2 separate regions of the Homo sapiens genome follow, and region 1 is linked to region 2. A link is a loop called in an ENCODE intact Hi-C map of the cell type or tissue named here. Cell type or tissue: heart right ventricle. All regions are shown on one strand. Each heading gives the region's core, and the rest is flanking DNA. Links, peaks and the distances in the headings are about the cores only.

What was found. A loop is a pair of places that touch in the nucleus more often than their neighbours do. Peaks named below come from ENCODE experiments on the same cell type or tissue, not always from the same donor. Only the 100,000 strongest peaks of a DNase experiment are listed, where the experiment ranks them.
Region 1: a loop joins it to region 2, with 2.9 times the contacts of the local background. A loop is called at or near these places in 14 of 110 quality-filtered maps.

The regions. Positions count from the first base shown.
Region 1 is chr11:14,378,223-14,383,605 of GRCh38, reverse strand. No RefSeq gene overlaps it. Among named protein-coding and RNA genes, the nearest start is that of RRAS2, 22 kb to the right of the region's middle. RefSeq lists an enhancer at 2,265-2,484 and a silencer at 2,389-2,683. In heart right ventricle, for the core only: a CTCF peak has its summit at 2,102; a DNase peak (open chromatin) is centred at 2,165; H3K4me3 peaks cover 997 bases; H3K27ac peaks cover 1,547 bases.
Region 2 is chr11:14,452,612-14,457,994 of GRCh38, reverse strand. It overlaps COPB1 (coat protein complex I subunit beta 1), which reads left to right. Exons shown (of 22, transcript NM_001144061.2): 22 at 112-483. The coding sequence ends at 171. Among named protein-coding and RNA genes, the nearest start is that of COPB1, 45 kb to the left of the region's middle. In heart right ventricle, for the core only: CTCF peaks have their summits at 2,573 and 2,773 (motif pointing right); no DNase peak of the experiment used is centred there; H3K27ac peaks cover 761 bases.

The DNA.
Region 1 (5,383 bases), core at 182-5,181, 74 kb after region 2:
GGCAGCTCCTCTGGGAGCCCAGTTAAAACAGCCTCCTCTCTGCCTGCTGCCTCAGCCTCAGGTAGGAGATCCTGAGTTGCCTCCTCTGCAGGTGTCTTCCTTCAGAGTACAACCCGCCCCACCAGAAGCTGTGGCCTGATAGTAGTTCTGAGCCCTGGAAATTCTACAATTCTTCTGGCTACTTCTCTTTATCCTGTGCAATTTGTCCAAAGCCTATTCAGTACCTACTTGGGAAGATGAGCTCTATATAACTCTGCCTCTTCACCTGCTATCTCACACCAACCTCCTAATCATGGCTCTTCCCCTCCTGGAGTTCATAATCTAAGGAAAGAGACCAGGAGAGAATCCAAGGTGGTTCTGGGGTGCCGCCCAAATTGTATCAACTTACCTTCTCTTAGACTCAGACAGGGGCATATTATTAGGCTCTCATGGGCACAAGCCCTGACTGAGGGGTCAACAGGATGGTGGGAGGTAGGGGGAGTGGAGGGACCTAGGGAGAGGTAGTGTGTAAAGGGAGCCAAAGACATAGGACTGGAGGTTAGGAGGCATCAGCCTGTCCCTCCCATAATGGGTTATCCTGGGCAAGTCTGGTCCTTTTGCTGGGCCTCTGTCTGCTAGTAGAGTCTGCAAAGGGAATTGGCCCTGGTGATATCTAGGATCTCTGTCAGTGTGGACATGCCATGATGGGCTCTGTAAGGGGCTCATCAAACAAGAAGAAGAGAGTTTCCCAAAGTGTGCTATACATAGCCTGCACACATTATGCACTCGGACATCTTACGTGGTGATATTATTTGGATCTGTGTCCCCACCCAAATCTCATTTAGAATTGTAAGCCCCACGTGTTGAGGGAGGGAACTGGTGGGAGGTGATCGGATCATGGGGGTTGTTCCCCCATGCTGTTCTTGTGATAGTGAGTGAGTTCTCATAAGAGCTGATGGTTTTGAAGTATGGCACTTTCCCCCTGCCTCCTCCTGTCACAAATGTGAAGAAGGTCCTTGCTTCCCCTTCCTCTTCTGCCATGATTGTAAATTTCCTGAGGCCTCCCCAGCCATTCGGAATGGTGAGTCAATGAAACCTCTATTCTTTATAACTTACCCAGTCTCCGGTATTCTTTATAACAGTGTGAAAACGGACTAATACACGTGGCATATAAGATGACATTAGGTGGTTAGAGAATGAACATTTTAAATTTAATGGTTATGTATTTCTTAATAAAGTAAATTATATCAGGGAAAATATAGAACAAACACTTAAGGGAGTAATATATATTTTTTATTAGGAAATATTTTTTGTTAGACTGTTTTAAAGAAAAAATATTCGTTAACTAAATGTACATGTGGCATATAAATACAGCAAAACACATGAAGATGGTATGTAAACGACTGATACTTGGGGAATGCGGATTTAGAGAACATCCCATTTTTTCCTGAGGGCACTTGTCTTGCTTAACCTTCTCCTCTGTACTAATCTTTTCTGATAATGAGTACAACATCTGATCGTGGTTCCTTTTACACTTTGACTGCTGTGAAACTCAGAACTCAACTCCAAACCCAGTGTCAGAAATGTTATTGATCTTTATATTGGCAGGTGTGTGCTCTCCTTTGCTTTGGACCTGATTTCCTTCCCAGTTCTAAGCTATCACTGCACTATAGTCTTCCATTTTAAACTGTGGAAAGTGGAAAGTGATGATTTACCAATACACACAAATAACATTCAAAATTAAAGAACTACGAAGTCCTGAAATGTATACATCTAGCGAACAGGGACTGGCATCAGCTTATCCTTCATAATTTGCAAAGCAGTTTTCATTACTCTTATATCATTTGTATCTTCATTAATAAGACTCACGGCTACCTCTTGGGACAAATAGGATCATTATATCCATGTCACAGATAGGGAAGCAGAGGCATGAATGTGACCTGCTCATGGTCACATGGGTTGACAATCAAATCTAGGTCCTCTGACTCCTGTTTTTATATTTCTTTTGCGTCACCGTAATTTGTGTTTTTGTCTTTTTAAAGTAAGACCGATAGCCCCCCTGGGTGGAAATGGAGGGGAGAGCTGCCGCCCCGCGAGGAATGCCAAGGGCTCCTGAGCGCGCAGCACATGATCCCCGCCTGCCTTCGTTCCCCGGGCACTGCTCCGCAGCGGGCGGGGCGGGCGGGCTGCCAGGACGGCCTGGCCAGGGAGCCGCTTCATGATGGCTCCGCTGCAGCGGCACGCGGGCTCCGGCGGTCAACGCAGCGCTGGGCAGGCCCCGGCCGGGGCTAGCTGTTGCGGAGCCGCTCTGCCTGGTTGGCTTGGCTTTTCACAGGCTTACAGCTTCCTAGCTCCTCGAGCACAGCCTGCTAGCACCCCTCGTCAGCGGCGCCAGCGGCACCTGGGTGCCCGCGCGGTGCCCCAGCATGTTCTAGCTCAGTGCCCTTCCGGAGCCACGCATCCGAGCGCGTCGCCCCGGGCCTTCTGGGCAGAGGCTGGGGCGAGCGCTCCGCTAGGGAGAGGGCTGTCTGCTGGCGACCGTCGGCACGCCAGCCTGCCCGTTCTCGGATCGGTCCAACCCATTTCTTTCCTCTGCCCTTCTCTCCTGTCACCTGCGCACTTTGCTCTCAGAGAGAAAGTCTTTCACTTAGTTCTGGTTTCCCCAAGCACCGGGCTGTGGGAGATGTTGGAAATTCTGGCAATAGTTTCCTAGGCACACAGTCAGCGTGATTTTCTTTAAAAAAAAAAAAAAATTAAAAGCGGGAGAGGAAATCTCCTCCTCTCCCCACCTCTTTAATTAGGCAAACAAGGTACTCAAGGTAGGAAAACACGAAAAAAGCAAAATAGTATAAAGGAAAAATACAAACATTTCTTCTAACTACCCCTGCCTCGCAACCCAAGAGCAACTGTTGTTAACATGTTAGTATCTGTCCCTTCAGTATTTTATGCCTGTGATAGCATGCTTTATTCTCTGTACAAAAGAAAGGGTGTCACGTTGTAGTTATTATTTTGTAAGTTTTTTTTTGTTGTTGTTGTATTTTGCTTAGCAGTAAATCATGAACATTTTCTGTACCAACCAATATTCTTTTACAATACGATTTTTTTTGTTTGTTTGTTTGAGACGGAGCCTTGCTCTGTCGCCCAGGCTGGAGTGCACTGGTGTGATCTCGGCTCACTGCAACCTCTGCCTCCCAGGTTCAAGCGACTCTCCTGCCTCAGCCTCCTGAGTTGCTGGGATTACAGGTGCGTGCCATGAAGCCCAGCTAATTTTTGTATTTTTAGGAGAGACGGGTTTTCACCAAGTTGACCAGGCTGGTCTTGAACTCCTAGCCTCAAGTGATCTGCCCGCCTCGGCCTCTCAAAGTGCTAGGATTACAGGCATGTGCTACTGTGCCCAGCCTACAATATGATTTTTTAATGGTTGTGCAGCATCCCATTCTATGGATATATCATAATTTATTTAACCAATACTCTGTTGTTTGACATTTAAGTAGTTTCCATTTTTTTCTACTACAACAATGCTATAATAAGGATTCAAGAATTTACATTTTCATGCCTTATCTCTGATTATATTCTTAAAATAAATTCTTGGAAACCAGTATTGCAAAGTCAGTAATACACACATACTTAAGGCTTTATCCCAGGAGCTCCACAGTGGTTTTAAAACAAAATTGTTATTTAATGTAAAAACAACATTAGAGCAACAATAATGAATTCTTCAAAAGAAATATCCACAAAAATCCTTCTCTAACAAATGGATGGTTTTTATTTGTTCATGTTCCTGTCCCTCTCTATATGCAAAGATAATTTTTACAGCTATGCTAAACTATTATGGTTCCCAGGAATGCATACTCACACTGGCTACAGGGTCTCATTGAAACCATTTAGCCAAAAGAGGCTGGAGTCCAGCTAAGCCTGTAGGACTGGACCTAGAAAGCTGTTCTGAATCTAAGGCATCTCTCTAGAATTCTTGATCCTCAGTCTAACACTGCTGTTTACCTAAGTTAGCTACTCTTTGGGCTTTCCTTTTTTTCTGTGTCTACCTCTGTCTCTCTGTTCACCTGGCTGACTTCTTCACACTGTACTCTATCTTTTCTTAGCCTAATATTTTCTGGTTCCTTATAACACATGAGTTCATAGCCTCTCATGGCCCTTGCTTGATGACATAGTCTATATTTTGTTTTCGTTTTTTGTTTTAAGACACAGGGTCTCACTCTGTTGCCCAGGCTGCTGGTGAGCAGTGACATGATTATAGCTAATTTTTATTTTGTTTTATTTTATTTATTTTTTTGAGATGGAGTCTCACTCTGTCACCCAGGCTGGAGTGCAGTGGCGCGATCTCAGCTCACTGCAACCTCCACTTCCCGGGTTCAAGTGATTCTCATTCCTCAGCCTCCCGAGTAGCTGGGATTACAGGCGCCCACCACCATGCCTGGGTAATTTTTGTATTTTTAGTAGAGACGGGGTTTCACCATGTTGGCCAGGCTGGTCTCAAACTCCTGACATCAGGTGATCCACCTACCTTGGCCTCCAAGAATGCTGGGATTACAGGTGTGAGCCACCGTACCCAGCCTAATTTTTATATTTTATTTTATAGAGATGGGGTCTCATTATATTGCCCAGGCTGGTCTGGAACTCCTGGCCTCAAACAATCCTCCCATCTCAACCTCCCAAAGTGCTGGAATTAAAGATGTGAGCCACTGTGCCAAATAATTCTCTAAGTATTTTTTTTTTTGAGACGTTTTGCTGTCTCCCAAGCTGAAGTGCAGTGGCACAATCATACCATGCTGCAGCCTCAAACTTGGGCTCAAGTGATCCTCCTGCCTCAACCTTCAGAGTAGCTGGGACTACAGGTGCATGCCACCATGCCCAGCTAATTTATTTATTTATTGTAAAGACGGGGTCTCATTATGTTGCCCAGGCTGGTCTCCAACTCCTGGCCTCAAATGATCCTCCTGCCACAGCCTCCTAAAGTGCTGGGATTACAGGGATAAGCCACTATGCCTGACCATTCTGTGTATTCTTTAAACTTCAGCTCCTGATTCGATTTGCCTGATTCTCTTGGTATTCTACCAATTTTGATTCCAAAGGATGAGAATCTTACTGGACCAATTCACCCCTGTTTGAGCAGAGAGTTTTGCAATAAGCATCTCAAAGGATGTTGGGTACTCTGGATCAGATGTCCACCCCTGAGCCAATCAGCTGTGTGGAGTGGAGGGTGGTCAGTGAGCCACACAGCACAGAACATGTTTATAGCTGCTCTGCTCATCAGGTGCAGTGGATGATTCAGTTCCTTTAAAGGTGACAGTGGCCACTGCAGATAGCTGGGTTTGTATGTATAGTACATAACATAGATACAATTACTCATTCTAGGGTTTTAATTACTATTATGTCATAAACATAT
Region 2 (5,383 bases), core at 330-5,329:
TTTATTGTTGATAATGGTGTCATTGAATTGAATTGGGGCTTAATAATATGGAATAACCTACTGATTGTACATAGTTTAAATAATTATAAATATCTTAATTTTTCTTTACAGGGAATGGCCTTAAGTCTTGGAGATAAAATCAACTTGTCACAGAAGAAAACTAGTATATAAAAATAAACAAAAAGTCCTTGAAGCTTTACAGTTAATTTAGGTATGGGCTTACTGGACTCCAACATCTTTTGTACTCTTTCATGCTTATATAGAATCTGAGTTCATGCTGAATACTTTTCAGCCAATAATTTATAGCCTTTCCCTTAAATCAAGATTGAGTTTAAAATTATAGTTTGTCTTTTGTCTTAACAGTTCTGAATGCTGTCCTCAAAGTATATAATGTTTCATGTACCAAGACCCTTTTCACAGTACAATAAACAGATCTATTCATAAATTTTTGTTATTTTATAAATAAATGATTACATAATTTTAGTTATATGGCAATGGATTTCTTTTAGTTGGGTTATAAATTTCTATTATAAATTTAAATTACTGAGTTGTGAATATATGCAGCTTTATTAAGAGAATTTACAAATTCAATGATATAAAATAAGGTAGGCCTTGATTCACTTGGTTGTTTTTTACTTATTTAATATTCCAACATTGCTATCTCTAAAAATGCATTATCATGTTTTGAAGGGATTTGCTCTTGAATTTAGCTCCAGGGAGAAAGTATCAAAATAACTTTTTTTTTTTTTTTTGAGATGGAGTCTGGCTCTGTCACCCAGGCTGGAGTGCAGTGGCGTGATCTTGGCTCACTGCAAGCTCCACCTCCCGGGTTTACACCATTCTCCTGCCTCAGCCTCCCAAGTAGCTGGGACTACAGGTGCCCGCCACCACGCCTGGCTAATTTTTTGTATTTTTAGTAGAGACGGGCTTTCACCATGTTGGCCAGGATGGTCTCGATCTCCTGACCTCGTGATCCGCCCGCCTCAGCCTCCCGGAGTGTTGGGATTACAGGCGTGAGCCACCGCACCCGGCCCAAAATAACTTGAGAAAACAGATCGCTCTGCAGTTTAAAGAAGTATTATGTACCCGAACTGAAATAGATATACTGTTCTTAATTATCCTGAATCATAATGAAGAGTAGATAATCCAAAATAGATTTTTTAATCATTCACATTTAGTTTGGGGTGTTCTATGTTTGTTAGGAATAAAACTGGTTCTAACCAATTACTGAAGCTGGTACTGGGAGGATTCAACTAGAGAGGATTCAAAAAGCTGCCTTTTTCTCTGTTGCCTCCGTGCCTTACTCACATTTAGTTTAGGGTGTTCTATGTTTGTTAGGAATAAAACTGGTTCTAACCAATTACTGAAGCTGGTACTGGGAGGATTCAACTAGAGAGGATTCAAAAAGCTGCCTTTTTCTCTGTTGCCTCTGTGCCTTACTCACTCGTCTCCTTTTCCTCACTTCACACTAGGACTGGGTACCATCACACTGCAGTATAATTCCAAATGCATTTCCAAGCTAAGTTTCCCAGCGTCTGATTGTGCTTTCCTTTTGGCCTTTACTTTCATTGGGGGTGATTGAGGTAGTCTGATTTTTTAGCTAAGTCTAAACTTAAGGCTATTATTTGTCTACCAGCTAGGGTTCAGGCTGCATTCCCTGTGAGTCCTTAGATAAGGTCTGTGAAAGACTGAAAGCATCTCCTATTTCATTAAGAATGAAATGATTTGTTTGGAGTATAAGGAGATTGATACCTTGTATGATGTCATAAACTGTGAAGCCACTTGCTTTTAAAAAAAAAAAAAGAAAAAAAAAGCCTAGATTACAGGGCATTTGAGATTCCAGAACACTGAGATCTTAGAACAAAGCCAGGGCTTATCAAATGGGAAAGATATACTGGAAGTGCAGAGAAGGGATGTCGATTCAAGGGTAGAGATTTGCAATGAGAGCGAAGGAGCTGGTGCAACTTTGGATTAGATCATCATTTCCCAAACTCTGTTCTACTGAACATTAGCTTCCTTAGATGTCATTAGATATTCTGAGTGAAAAAGTAATTCCATAGTCAAGTAAGTTGGGGAAAAGCTTCAAACTGTCCTGCACTGGAGATTCACAATGTACATTAGCATACCAGAGATTCTGAGAGGAAAGCAGATTAGTTTGGTTTAACCCAGTATATCCTAACCTTACTTTACCAGGGAATCCTTTTTCCATGACCTATTGACAATATATGGGACAGGAAAAGTGACTTAGCCTGTTAATGATATTAGTGTTGTAATCACAGTTAACCAGTATCACATTTCATATCTGAAGGAATTATGCCTGTGTACATCCTAGAATATATCTCGGTTGATACTCTTAGAAAGTTGCCTGCCTGACATATTCAGGCCATTTTTGTTGGAATCAGATTGCCTCACATTGCCATTTTCTTAAATTCATAAATAAGGAGAACAAAGAAGTTAACACAATTGTCAGATACATTAAACTGTTTACTTCATTAGCATTTCATTAGCTTTGTGCATGTAATAAATGTGAACTGAATTGGATAGCAGCACATTGTTGAAAGAAGCTGTTTACACTATGCCCTGTTATTTGGGATATAATATACATTCAAAGATAGTAGCTGTTCACATTATAAGATACCATATAATTAGGACCATGATGTCCGGTAGAGAATAAACATTAAATACCAAATGAAAGCTTAATATATTAATGTATTGAATGTGGATAAACCTGTAAAGCTTACAGGAGCATTAAATGGCTTACATTGCAGTAATGTCACAACACTAGAGGGAGCTCTGTGCAGTGATTTTTTTTTTTTTTTTTTTTTTTTTTCATTTTGCAATTAGAAGAGATTGGCACTCAGTTGTTTTATAAGAAGAAAAAGGGTCAAGTGTGGTGGCTCGCACCTATAATCCCAACACTTTGGGAGGCCAAGGCTGGAGGGTGGATTGAGGCCAGGAATTCAAAACCAACCTGGGCAACATAGACCCTGTCTCTACAAAAAAATTTTACAAATTAGCCTGGTATGGTGGCATGTGCCCGGGAAGCTGAATCGGGAGAAATTCTCGGGACCAGGAGTTCAAGGCTGCAGCGAGCTATGATTGTGCCGCTGCAGTCCATCCTGGGTGACAGGGTGAGACTCCCTCTCTTTTAAAAAAAAATTTTTTTTTAAAGGAGCCTGGGCATGGTGGTTTATGCCTGTAATCCCAACACTTTCGGAGGCCAAGGTGGGAGTATCACTTGAGCCCAGAAGTTCAAGACCAGCCTGAGCAACAAAGAGATCCCCCATCAAAAAAAAAAAAATTTAAGAAAAAGCAAGATTATTTTTCCTTTTTTAAAAAACTTTTTTTTTTTTTTTTGAGACGGACTCTGGCTCTGTCACCAGGCTGGAGTGCAGTGGCACAATTGGCTCACTGCAACCTCCACCTCCCTGGTTCAAGCAATTCTCCTGCCTCAGCCTCCTGAGTAGCTGGGACTACAGGCGTGGGCCACCATGCCCAGCTAATTTTTATCTATTTTTAGTAGAGATGGGTTTTCACCATATTGGCCAGGATGGTCTCAATCTCAACCTCGTGATCTGCCTACCTCAGCCTCCCAAAGTGCTGGGATTACAGGCGTGAGCCACGGTGCCCGGCCTTTTTTTTTTTTTTTGGGACGGGGTCTGGCAGTGGTGCGATCTTGGCTCACTGCAACCTCCACCTCTCTCACCTCATCACCCGAGTAGCTGGGACCACAGGCACATGCCACCATGCCCAGCTAATTTAATTTTTGTATTTTTTGTAGAGACAGTTTTGCCATGTTGCCCAGGCTGGTCTCAAACTCCTGAGCTCAAGCAATCCATCCACATTGGCCTCTCAAAGTTTTGGGATTACAGGCGTGAGCCACTGCACCTGGCTATTTTTCTATTAGCAAGGTAATTCGTAAATGAGAACAAAGAGAAGGAAGTTAATATAGTTGGCAGATACATCAAGCTGTTTGCTTACCTCACTAATAGAAAACTTGCTTTTTCTTCTTTTAAAAACAACTTTGGCTGGGCACGATGGCTTACACCTGTAATCCCAACACTTTGGGAGGCTGAGGCAGGCAGATGGCATGAGCCTGGGGTTTAAGACCAGCCTGGGCAACATGGCAAAACCCTGTCTCTACAAAAAATTAAAAAATTAGCCGGGCGTGGTGGCATGCACCTGTAGTCCTAGCTATTCAGGAGGCTGAGGTAGGAGGACTGATAAGGCCCAGGAGGTTGAGGCTGTAGTGAGCTGTGATCATGCCACTGCATTCCAGCCTGGGCAACAGAGTGAGACCCTGTCTCAGAAAAAAAAAAAAAAAAAAATGCCAAGGTTGATAGTGATATTTTGCTACCTGTCAGAAACTTTTCTACTTAAGTGGGAAATAATGTGGGAGACAAAAACTCATTTTAGGGATATCAGAAAGGTAAGAGAACCAAAACATAAATATCTTTAGAAACTCAAATAATATCAGAGGTGAAATATTTGTGCTATGTATTGGGTAAACTAAGTAGTTTTATTTGTGACTTGTTCCTTCCAGATTGATGAATGTTCCAGTCAGCTAATGTATAGCCTTTCTCTTAAATCAAGATTGAGTTTAAATTATAGCTTGTCTTTTAATAGTTCTGAATGCTGTCCTCAAAACGGTTAGGGATACCAGCCTCCTGCCTTACTTTCCTCTCCCAGATTCTCAGTACACCATCACTGTTACTGTCCCCAGCTCCATTCTCTACCTCCAGGATCTCAGGAGCCTACAGAAGTAACCAGGTATGATGCAGAAGTTCAGTTTAGAATTAGGAAAGTATGGAATCCTATCTGCTAGTTATGTGCTATGTAGTCTCAGGCAATGGTAAATAGCTAACTTAGTCAGTGCTTACTTGTGCCAGGGTATAACTGTGAGTGCTTTTTCCATGACATTTACAGTGTTCACAATGATCCTCTAAGGCAAATACTGTTAATACCATCATTTAAGGATGACGATTACAGTCTTACAACAGGTTAAGTCACTTATTCAAGGTTTAATAGTAAGAGACAAACTCAGATATAAAGCCAGGTATCTGACACTAAAGCCCTTGTAACTAGTCACACATTGCCACCACAGCCTAATAAATTGTACCTCAGTTTCCTCATTTGTAAGGTGCTTTTAAGGTGTATTTCACAGAGGTGATATGAACATGAAATGATACTTATTATGAATATTTAACACACAGTAGATGCTCATCAGTATGTATTCATTCCATTTTTTCCCACATTGACCTTCCTTACCTTTCAGAGGAGACTGAACCCTGTTCCCATTATCTTTATACTTCCCTCAGAATTTAGGTCTTCATTTTACACTGTAAAATGTACGTTTTACACAGTAACTTACTTAAAAGAATCT